2 separate regions of the Mus musculus genome follow, and region 2 is linked to region 1. The links are chromatin loops, found by intact Hi-C in ENCODE. Cell type or tissue: heart. All regions are shown on one strand. Links, peaks and the distances in the headings refer to the core of each region. The heading gives the core; the rest is flanking DNA.

Region 1 (5,371 bases), core at 63-5,062:
GGAATTTAGCCCCCAAGTATTTTTTTTTTCTTCCCTTCAGTATCTTGTGTAGGAACAGGCTCAGATGCTAGTGCATTAAAAGATAATTAGACTATTTTTTACAGTGGTTGGGGAGTAAGGAGACTTGGCTATTATTAGCAAAGTTTTTTTTTCTTCCTCTCCCCTCTTCCCTGGGGTTTTGGGCATGCTGGGCAAGGGCTTCACTGTTGAGCTACATCCCCTGCTAGAGAAGTGTTTTGAAAGTGGTTCACTAACAGCTTGTTCTTAGGGCAGAGAAAGCAGAGGAAAACATGGCTGGTAATTAGGGTGTCTGCAGCTTGGACAGTGTTGTGAGCAGCTGAGTGCCTCATGTTTCATAAAAGCTAGCCCAATGCATCAGGGCAGGGAGGTTTCCAGTCAAGCAGCTAAGCCATAAAGGGACCCCCAAAGAGGCCTGCCCCTACTGTCACTTCATCATTTGTGTCCCTAGCTCCATTTCTGTCACAGAAGGAAACTCTTGTGTTTTACCTTTGCTCTCCACCCAATACTTTCTCCAATAGAGAAGTTGACACTGCCCTCTGGAGCAGCTCACCTGTCACCAGTCCACACTGCTGTCTTTAGCATGTCACAGATGATGCCTCCTTCTTTAAACTGGACAGTTTGTCACCTTGGTGACTCACAAAGTGCTTAACAATTTAGACTCTGAGTCCTTACCCTGGCTTGGAGTTTGAGGGCTCCCACTTGACCACACTTGGTTCAGTTCATCGCTAATTAAAGTTGGCATTAATCGGAACCAGGTGAGGTAACGGTTTCTTGTTTTGCTGTAATGCACACCATCTGATTAATCACTGTGGCACCAGTGGCTCTTAGAGCTACACGGAAGCCCTGGATTCTGCCGACCCATCTTTCCTTGTACAGGGATGGAGCAGAGGCCCTTGAACTATATACCTGGTCAAGTTTGAGAGCTTTTTGTTTAAGCTGAAACATTTGCATTTCTTTGCCGCAATCGGTATTTTGTATCTTTTTGATGTTGAAGAGTGCTTCTCTTAAGGTTCTGCAAGATGTTGCTTTAAACTTGGAAGGTTTAGGTATGGGTAGGGGTCAGTGACAAAGTTGCCAACTGTAAAACTCCACAGAAATTCAGAAGGACTTAGGGAAGGCAGTGCTGAGGATGAGGATTTTTGTAATTTTTCAAATTTGGGGTGAGACCCACTTATAGATTAGAAGTACTTTTGATGTTTTTCCCAACACAACAGAAGCCATCAGATTACATTACAGTTGTGCAGTAACACATTTCAGTTATGTGTGTTACAAAAAAGGTACTTCAGCAGTTTTCAGGAGTCCTGGTGTCTGTCTCATCACTATTTCAAAGCTGGAATAGGAACATGGCAGGAGTCTGTTTCAGTGATTCTGATATTAACAACTGCTTTGTGACACTAGACTTTCTTTTTTCTTTTTCATTTTTTCCTCTCAAGACAGAGTTTCTCTGTAGTCTTAGCCATAGTACAGACTGGCCACGAACTCATCCACCTACCTTGAGGCTTCATTTTCTTTATTTCATTTCCTTTTCTTTCTTTTTCTTTTTTTAAAGATTTATTTATTATATGTGAGTACACTGTAGCTGTCTTTAGACATACCAGAAGAGGGCATCTCATTACAGATAGTTGTGAGCCACCATGTGATTGCTGGGATTTGAACTCAGGACCTCCAGAAGAGCAGTTGGTGCTCTTAACCACTGAGCCATCTCTCCAACCCTTATATATATATATATTAAAAGAAACTGATGTGTCATGAGTGTTTTGCCTGCATGTGCATCTGTGTACCACATGTGTACTTGTTGCCTGAGGAGGAGAGCCTCCATGTGGGTGCTGGGAATAGAACCCAGGTCTTCCACAACAAGAAGTGCCCTTAACCACTGAGCTAACTCTTTAGCCCTGGGCTTTGTCTTCATAAGATTTCTTTATGACGTGTTTCTGTATGATGAGGACAGAAGGCATAAATACCCTAGAACCGGAGTTATGGTAGGTTGTAAGCCACCATGTGGGTGCTTGGGTCTTCTGCAAGAGCAGCCAGTACCTTTAATTGCTGAGCCATGACTCCAGATGTGTTTTTTAAATTAACATATTTTATTTATGAGCGTGTGTTTGTGTCTGAGGACAACTTGTGCGGATGGAACTCAGGTCATTATGTTTGGTGGCAAGCCTCTTTAAACCACTGAGCCATGTCGCTGTCCTGGAATAGGTTTTCTATGAACTTTGTACTTTTCCCTGTTGAAATTGTAAATTGGCTTCAGATGCTTCATAATCTCCCCAAACTTGCTTCCTTTCTGGCTATTATTGTCTCCTTGGTGTTACCAGAGAGGGTTGGGCGCAGGTTTGTTTTCTTGGGGATTCCTTCTTCTCCAGAGGCACAGGCTAGATGTGGATTACTGGAAGGAGACAGCCGTCCACCTCGTTCTCTGCAGGTGGATTGGCTTGGTGGGTAGGTTGAACTGTCTGCGGTCCGGGGGAGAGGGGTGACCGCTCAGCCGATCGCACCTTCTCACTGGAGGTCAACACCGAAGTTCCTGAGAGGAAGCTTTGCGAGGCCCCGGGCGCGTCTCAGAGTTACAAGAGGTGGCCGTGCAGGGCTCGGGCGAGGTCAGCGTGAGTCAGCCCTGGGCGCGGCCGAGCTCTGTGCACTAAGCTGGCCATGGCTGAGGGGCGCTTAGCAGCCCAAGTGGGAAACCCAGTCGCTTAGCGCAGCGTCGCCAGTCTTTGGGGCTGGGAGGGCGGTGCTTCCGGGTAGGCCCGCCCAGCCTCGCCTCCAGGGAACCACGCCCACATAAGACCACGCCCACAGGGAGCCCCTCCCTTCCCGACCCCGCCCATCCGGGTGCGGGCGGGTGGCGTCGCCTTTAAGAGCTCCCCGGTGTTTTGGGGGCCGCGGGCCGGGCGCGCTGACCTGGTGCGCATGTCCCGGGCGGTGACGCCGGCGCCGGGCTCCATGTGTGCGGCCGAGGGGCGCATTATCTGGCCGGCGGCGCGGGCGGGCGGAGCGGCGGAGCGAGCGCCGCGGGCCCGGGCGGCCCCTCAGGCGCAGCGAGCACGCGCGGCCGGCGCCCCCCGCCCCCAGCCCTGTGGACACGCGCGCTGCCCCTGGGCCCGGTCGGCGCGCGGCCGGGTAAGTTCCTAGCAAACTTGGCAAGGCGGGGCGGGGGCGCGGGAAAGTGGGAGCGCGGTCGTATTCGGTTTGCTGCGCTGCGGTTCGCTTCGCCTGCGCCGCTGGAAAGTTCCCCACCGCCCTCGCACGTGGGGCTGGGGTCCCTGGTCCCCGGAGCCGGGAAGTGGCCGAGTCGCCTCACTCCCTCCTGAGCTTTTCAGGCTGGGAGGCCGCCCCAAGGGGGGCGGCGGGCACACAGCACGTGGACGAGTGGCGTGGGGTGAGAGTCCACGGGAGGGTCGGGGGTCCGAGCCCGGCGGCGGCGTTAAATTCGGCGGCGACGGCGGCGGCGGAGGCGGCGGAGGATCCCGTGTCAGAATAAGAGTCCCTGCGCGCCCACGCCTGCAGGGCCGGTCCCCCCCCCCCCCCACCGTCCTGCTTGGGCTCGCGCCCTTCCTGCTTGACCCTGGGGAGCCATGGGACCCTTCCCCCTCTCTTGGTTCCTGTTTTCCTCATGGCCCTCCACTTTAAATTTGCCTCCGGGTGTACGATGTGGCTCCAATAATTTCTTTTTTCTTCCACCTGGAACGGGTTGGCATCAGTGACTAGACAGCAGCAGCTGGCCTTTTAAAGGGATTAATGCCAAGAATCGGAATTGATCACTTCAACAAGGAAAGGCTTCTGGGCAGGCCTCAGCCGCAGCCGGACTGCGCTCTCCGGAACCCTGAAATGAATGGGGACCCCTCATTAAGACCTGTATGGCAGAATGTTTTGTTTTTCCTTCCCGCCCCTGCAGTTTTAGCAGAGGCTGCAAGTTCTACCTACCTGACTCACTTCAGGTAGTTCACTCTTATCTTGTGGCTTTGGATTCTTTAGGACAAAGTCCTGGTGAGTCTCCTGAGCCTTACATTTTCTTGACAGCATTAACTTCTTTTTATCTTCTTGGAGTATGCAGCACTCCCACGTCCCTGTTAATGTGTGTGTCCATTCACAAAGCGATAGATACCTGTTGTGGATGTAATCTGTATACTGAGCCTGAGTCTCCCTCTTGTTCTTCTCATCCTACCATTCGGTGGTTACGGTGGTTACAACTTTTCTTTAAAGCAACATTACACCACAGCACTGTGAATACCCTCCAGTCCTTAGCTTATACCTGGCTCTCAGTGTGCATGGGCCAAGTTTCCTTTGCAGGTATAGCAGGTACCAAAAATGATCCTTCTGATGTATAATACCTAATTTCCAGATGAGAAGTTGTAGCTTCTACAAGTCCTGTTGTTCCCTCACTGCTTAGTGAAGGGGCAGAGATGTGATTGCTGTACGTTTTCTGCATTAGAACTGGGGAACGTAGCTGCTTTCCCCTTGTATGTGAGAATTCCCCCTGCTCTAGTACATGAAGCAAGCTCCTTGTACCTGTGCAGCTTAGAACACCATGCCAGCCTTTCTGTGTCCTGAGAGAAGAGAATCCAGCTGGCCTTTGAGTGGCATAGCCACCACGCTTGTGCTTCAGACCCAGAGTTCTCTAGAGGAAGCAGTTAAGTGTGGTAATCACCCACTCTTACTCCTCACTCTCTGTCCACCTCTCATTCTTCTTTTGCTCCCTACAATTCTGAAATACTTTAAAAAACAATGTCATTTTTTGTATGTTTGTACTCATGAGCATGTGTGGAGTCAGGTCAACTTTCAGGATTTGCTTCTTCCACCATGTGGGTTCAGAGAAAGAGCTTGTGTGAGGAGGCTTGGGGGCCAAGTGTCTTTTCCAGCTGATCACCAGGTCCCAATCCTCTCTTTAATTCAAAGATTGCTTTTCCCCTTGGAAGCTGAGTAGCTCTGGAAATGGGAGCATTTGTGCATTACTGATTGATCGCTATGCCTTGTTAGTTCCACTTTGATGACATTTCTTTAGTGTCATGTCATCTCTATTAGTGTGTTATTTGGCAGGTCCTGTGATGAAGCATATTATGATGTAAAGTGTCTGGGTTCAAGCCTCCTTGGGAAGCTTTCTGGAATCTTGCATCTGTGTGCTGCCCTACCTCCACTCCCAGTAACGAGCTATTTTGTGTTGTTGGTTTTGTTTCTTTTTGAGACTGGGTCTCATTCTAGCCAAGGCTGGCTTGGAGCTCACTGTATAGCCTAGGTTGGCCTCAAACTTGTTACAGTCCACATCCCTTATTTGAGTAATAAAGCCATTGTTAAGACTTAGATGTTCAGTTCTCCATTAGCTGTCTGACTTGTTCTGCATCATTTATTCTGT
Region 2 (5,371 bases), core at 190-5,189, 320 kb after region 1:
AAGTGTGGATACTTTGTTCCTTCTTAGAAGGAACAAATACCCATAGAAGGAGTTACAGAGACAAAGTTTGGAGCTGAGAGGCAAGGAAAGACCATCCAGAGACTGCCTCACTTGGGGATCCATCCCATAAACAACCACCAAACCTAGACACTAGGCAGATGCCAACAAGAGCCTGCTGACAGGAGTCTGATACAGCTGTCTCCTGTGAGGCTCTGCCAGTGCCTAGCAAATACAGAAGTGGATGCTTACAGTCACCCATTGGACGGAGGACAAGGTCTCCAATGAAGGAGCCAGAGAAAGTACCCAGGGAGCTGAAGGGGTCTGAAGCCCCATAGGAGAAATATCAATATGAACTAACCAGTACCCCCAGAGCTCCTTGGAACTATACCACCAATCAAAGAAAACACATGGTGGAACTTGTGGCTCTAGCTATATATATAGCAGAGGATGGCCTAGTCTTTCATCAATGGGAGGAGAGACCCTTGGTCCTTTGAAGGCTCTACACCCCAGTATAGGGGAATGCCTAGGCCAGGAATGGGAGTGCATTGGGGAGCAGGGGGAGAGGGGAGCAGATAGGGGATTTTCAGAGGGGAAACTAGGAAAGGGGATAGTATTTGAAATGTAAATAAAAAAATAAAATAAAAAATACTACAAAAAAAGAAAGTTGTAGTTTTAAAACTGCAAAGCTTGCTTTAAAAAAAATCAGTTTTTTTTTTAAACCATTCCTTTCTGTGTGCATGTGTGGCTATGCATTGCCATGATGCATGTATGAGGTGAAGGGACAGGAGTTCAAAGAAATTCTGTGGTTCTCGATTCTCTCCTTCTACCAAGTGGCTTATAAGGATTAACCCCAGGTCTCTGGGCTTGGCAGCAAAAGATGCCACCCACAGAGAGATTCGGAGGAACCAAGAACCTAAGTATTTTGTTTTTTTCTTTCTTCCTTTTGAGATAGGTTCTCACTATGTAATCCTGACTTGCCTGAACTCACGACATAGACCTGGCTGACCTAGAACTTACAGAGATCCACCTGCTTCTGTCTCCAGAATACTGGGATGAAAGGTGACTCCCAACCAGCTCAGCAAGAATCTAAGTTCTAAAAGGAAAACCTTGTTCACTTGATGGTAAGCGCCTTGAAACACTCAGGGTCACACCACCTAAGGAACACCAGTGAACACCTGGTCAGACTGAAAACTGCTGCGGAAAGTCATGGAATTGCAAGGATGTTAGAATACGGGTACAGCCCTGGGAAAGAGCAAAGCAGAGATTCATGATTCACAACTTCAAAACTGACTTAAAAGCAATTATCATTAAGATAGGATAAAGCTGCAGATAGGCCTAAGGAGTAATAGAGCACTTACCCAGCATGCTATGCAAAGCTGTTGCATCTAACTTCCAGACTGTGGGTGGGAAGGAGTAAATATTTTTTAAGAAAAGAAAAAATAAACTATACTAGGCTCTGTGACAACCTGAGTTCTATCCGTTAATCGCGGAAGGACAGCACTCATTCCATAAAGTTGTCCTGTGACCTTACACCTTCCTCACTCTACACACACACCGGGGACACACACCAATAAATAAGGCTGATTTAAGTAGGAGAGAGGGAGGGGGAAGGAGAGAGCTGCAGCGCACGGCAGGGGTCCTCCACTTCGTCTACTCGCTAGTCCCGCTCCACGTTTCTCTCCCTTGTCCTGGGGCAGCCCAGGCTGTCCCCTCTCCTCCAACAGCTGCGGGTTTACTGTGAAGCCCGCACGCAGGGTTACAAGTGAGTGCGACGTTAAGCTGTCACAACCCGCACTAGGAGAAACCTGCGCCGTCGAAGGAGCTGTGGGCAGACCAGCTCAGCACCGAGCGACCCCGCCCACGCGGGTGCTCTGGGCTCTGCAGCGTGCTGCCCTCGTCTCTCCGGGCCAGCCTGGCTCCCTCTGGCCAGCCGCAATCCGTCCGGGGGGAGCTCGCGGCTTCGCCTTTTAAACTCTAATCTTCGCACCAAGCCGAACTTTCCCAGACGCTGGACCCACCCCTCCCCCAGTCCCAAGGAGGACCCACCACCCCGGCTCCCGCGGCTCAGCCGGCCGCTCTTCCCCTTCTGGGGACTTCGGCCCTGCGCTCACCATGGCGCGGCTTCGAGCTCGGCCGCGCTCCCCTTAGCTACGGGCCGCAGTGGCCACAGCGAAGGGGGCCGAACCCGCTGCGCCTTCTCCGCTTCCCAGCGGAATGCACAGCGGGATTGCGATGGAGCCCGCCTCCCACCGCTCCCTGGCGCTCCTGATTGGATGGCTTGTCTGGAGGCCCTGATTGGCTAGGGCCCGACTTCGCTCAGCTCGGGAGAGATTTGCATAAAAGCCAGACCTGCCTGCTTCTTGCTGGGTACTTTAGTCTTCGGTGATCTCAAAAGCTTAGTTCCTATTGGTCTTGGGTCGTTGGTGTCCACAGTGCATTTACCAACTCAACGTCCAGTGTAGTGATTTCTTGCTTCAGACCTAGAATTGTTATAGGACCTTGGGTATGATGTATTCCGTGGACCTGGATTTTTATTCAGGGAAGCCAAAAAAAAATTTTTTTTTTTTTAAGGCGTGAGCGCCACCACTGCCTGGCTCCTTTTATTTTATTTTATTTTTTTTAAAGATTTATTTATTATTTTATGTAAGTACACTGTAGCTGTCTTCAGACACACCAGAAGAGGGAGTCAGATCCCGTCATGGATGGTTGTGAGCCACCATGTGGTTGCTGGGATTTGAACTCTGGAAGAGCAGTCGGGTGCTCTTACCCACTGAGCCATCTCACCAGCCCGGAAGCCAAAATTTTTGATAGTGGTCTGTCAAGTGGGGCTTGGTGGTTGGTACAAGTCCCCTTAATCCCAGCACTCATTCTGCTGGCAGCGAAAGACAGATCTCTGTGAGTTCTAGGCCAGCCTGGTCTACATTGTAAAAATCTGGGCTAGTTAAAGTTGCACAAAGTCTGGTCATTGTTAGAGGCCAGAACACACTGGCTCCTCATCAGCTCTTTCTGGTAGAGTTATTAAGACGCTATCTGTACTGTGATTTTACAACTCTTAACTTATAATTCAGTCCAGTATCTGGTCCTCTGTGCTCAACTTCACAGCTGGAAATAAGATAATAACAAATTCCAAGCGACTGGAGAAAAATGAAGGCGTTTTAAATATTCAGTTCTTCAGAGAGACACGGAACCTTAGAGAAAAGGCAAAAACGGCTGTGAATTTTGGCACAAGATTTTTTTTTTTAAGTCCCCCTGGGGGAGAAATTTCTGTTCTTTGTTTCTCACAGGCCAGTTCTGCTATTTTCTCAAATTTCCCATCTCCCTGGCTTAGGGTACAAAGCCTTATCTAAGGAATAACTCGGGATTTGAGGCTTCCTCTTTTCCTTATCATGATTTAAGTTACATAGTAAACCATGGGTAACTCCAAGTCTCATTATGGGCCGGTACCAGCCAGCGCTTGGAAGAAACATGCCCAGCACCTACTGCTTATCTGTAACTGGTGAACTCTAAATGCACTTTATACTGAAATGGACAATGACAGTCCAATTCAGTGGTTCTTGACCTGTGTGTCATCAGATCATCAGAAAACACATATTTACATTATGATTCACAGTAGTAGCAAAATTATAGTTTATACAGTAGCCAAGAAAATAATTTTATGGTTGGGGGGATCACCACATCATGATGAACTATTAAAGGTCATGGCATTAGGAAGGGTGAGGACCACTGTCTCACACCATCACATATGCTAGCTCAGACTAAATCATGTGGTGTTTAACTTTAATTTTTTCAAAACCTATTTTTAATGATGGTTCTTAAATGCTTTAGCCTTCCTTCTAGCCCACCACCCTCCAGAGGTAGTGGAAAAGAAAGGATACAGGAGAAGTGGACCTGTTTAGAAAGGTTCTTTGGAGAACCTTCCATCTGCATTGTCTGGAAATCTGCAGTTCAGTTCACAGGTCATCAACAGCAGCTCGATTCACTTGTAAACACTTCACAGATATACCAACAGTCCAGTTTGATAGAGTTGGGATAGCAAACATGAGTCAGCAGTGGTGGTACTATTTAGCAGAGACAGCCAGGCCTCAGCCTCGGCAGCAGAAAGGACCAACCAGCAGGAACGCCAGGAAGAGTTCTTGGCTGTGCTTTTCTCAGCGAAGTGAAGATCATCAAAGAAGTCAAAAGACCAACACGTGATGCACAGCTAGCTCTATAAGCAAGCCTAGCTCAGCCTCAGTCACTGTGCACTGAGTCCCTTTTATACCCTCTCCAAACATCATGAGTTCTCTTTGTGCCTTGCCTAAACACATGCCATACTTCAGCATGTATGTCTGTCTCAGCTAACATCACTCTGCCAATCAGCCCAAGTCTGCAGAAGTGGCAAGAAGCTGCAGCACATCACCAGGAGTTTTTTGGTGCATTTATCTCTATGGAGTTCTGACAAATGCAGCTCAACTGCACAATGTAAGGTGGACCAATACATGCGTGTGGTTAGCAAAGAATCCTTCATCACATGTCCTTTCATGTGCTTGCTTTAGCAGAGCATCTTTTCACATGTGTCCACTTCAGGAAAACACTCCTTCACGTGTTTGCCTCAGCAAAACCCCATCCAATACAACAAACTCTCCAAAGAGCCCTTACATTTCTACTTTGTAGTATTGAAATGGCTGACACCCAAAAGCCAATATTTCTTTAATATACAAAAATTAAATATTTCTTTATTGGAGGGATGTTGAAGTCCCCTTTGTAACCCTTCTTTTTTTAAAAAAGATTTATTTTTTTATTATATGTAAGTACACTGTAGCTGTCCTCAGACACTCCAGAAGAGGGCATCAGATTTCGTTATGGATGGCTGTGAGCCACCATGTGGTTGCTGGGATTTGAACTTGGGACCTTCGGAAGAGCAGTTGGCACTCTTAATCACTGAGCCATCTCGTCAGCCCCAGTAACCCTTCTTATTGAGGGGGGAAATCTCTCTTAATCTTAGCTTTAAACTACCCCTTTCCTTTTTTTTTTTCCTCCTGTTTTCTCTTTTTCCAAGTAGGGTGTGTCTTGGTTACATTTTGTCCACTTGACACAACCTAGTGTAATCTGTGAAGAGGACCTCAGGGTATTTTCTGGATCAATGGCTGATGTGCCCAGCTAACTGAGATGGTACCGGTCTTAGTCAGGGTTTCTATTCCTGCACAAACATCAGGACCAAGAAGCACTTGGGGAGGAAAGGGTTTATTCAGCTTACTCTTCCACATTGCTGTTCATCACCAAGGAAGTCAGGACTGGAACCCAAACAGGTCAGGAAGCAGGAGCTGATGCAGAGGTCTTGGAGGAATGTTCTTTACTGGCTTGCTTCCCCTGGCTTGCTCAGCCTGCTCTC

What was found. A loop is a pair of places that touch in the nucleus more often than their neighbours do. Peaks named below come from ENCODE experiments on the same cell type or tissue, not always from the same donor. Only the 100,000 strongest peaks of a DNase experiment are listed, where the experiment ranks them.
Region 2: it touches region 1 in a loop (3-fold over the local background); 1 of 42 quality-filtered maps calls a loop at or near these places.

What each region holds. Positions count from the first base shown.
Region 1 is chr8:69,971,860-69,977,230 of GRCm38, reverse strand. It overlaps Gatad2a (GATA zinc finger domain containing 2A), which reads left to right and starts at 2,848. Exons shown (of 13, transcript NM_001113346.1): 1 at 2,848-3,141. In heart, for the core only: no CTCF peak of the experiment used is centred there; DNase peaks (open chromatin) are centred at 2,820 and 3,400; H3K4me3 peaks cover 2,671 bases; H3K27ac peaks cover 2,214 bases.
Region 2 is chr8:69,651,337-69,656,707 of GRCm38, reverse strand. Zfp964 (zinc finger protein 964) reads right to left here and starts at 2,152. Exons shown (of 4, transcript NM_001177527.1): 1 at 2,112-2,152. The coding sequence starts at 2,114. In heart, for the core only: no CTCF peak of the experiment used is centred there; a DNase peak (open chromatin) is centred at 2,267; H3K4me3 peaks cover 1,324 bases; H3K27ac peaks cover 1,189 bases; H3K27me3 peaks cover 372 bases.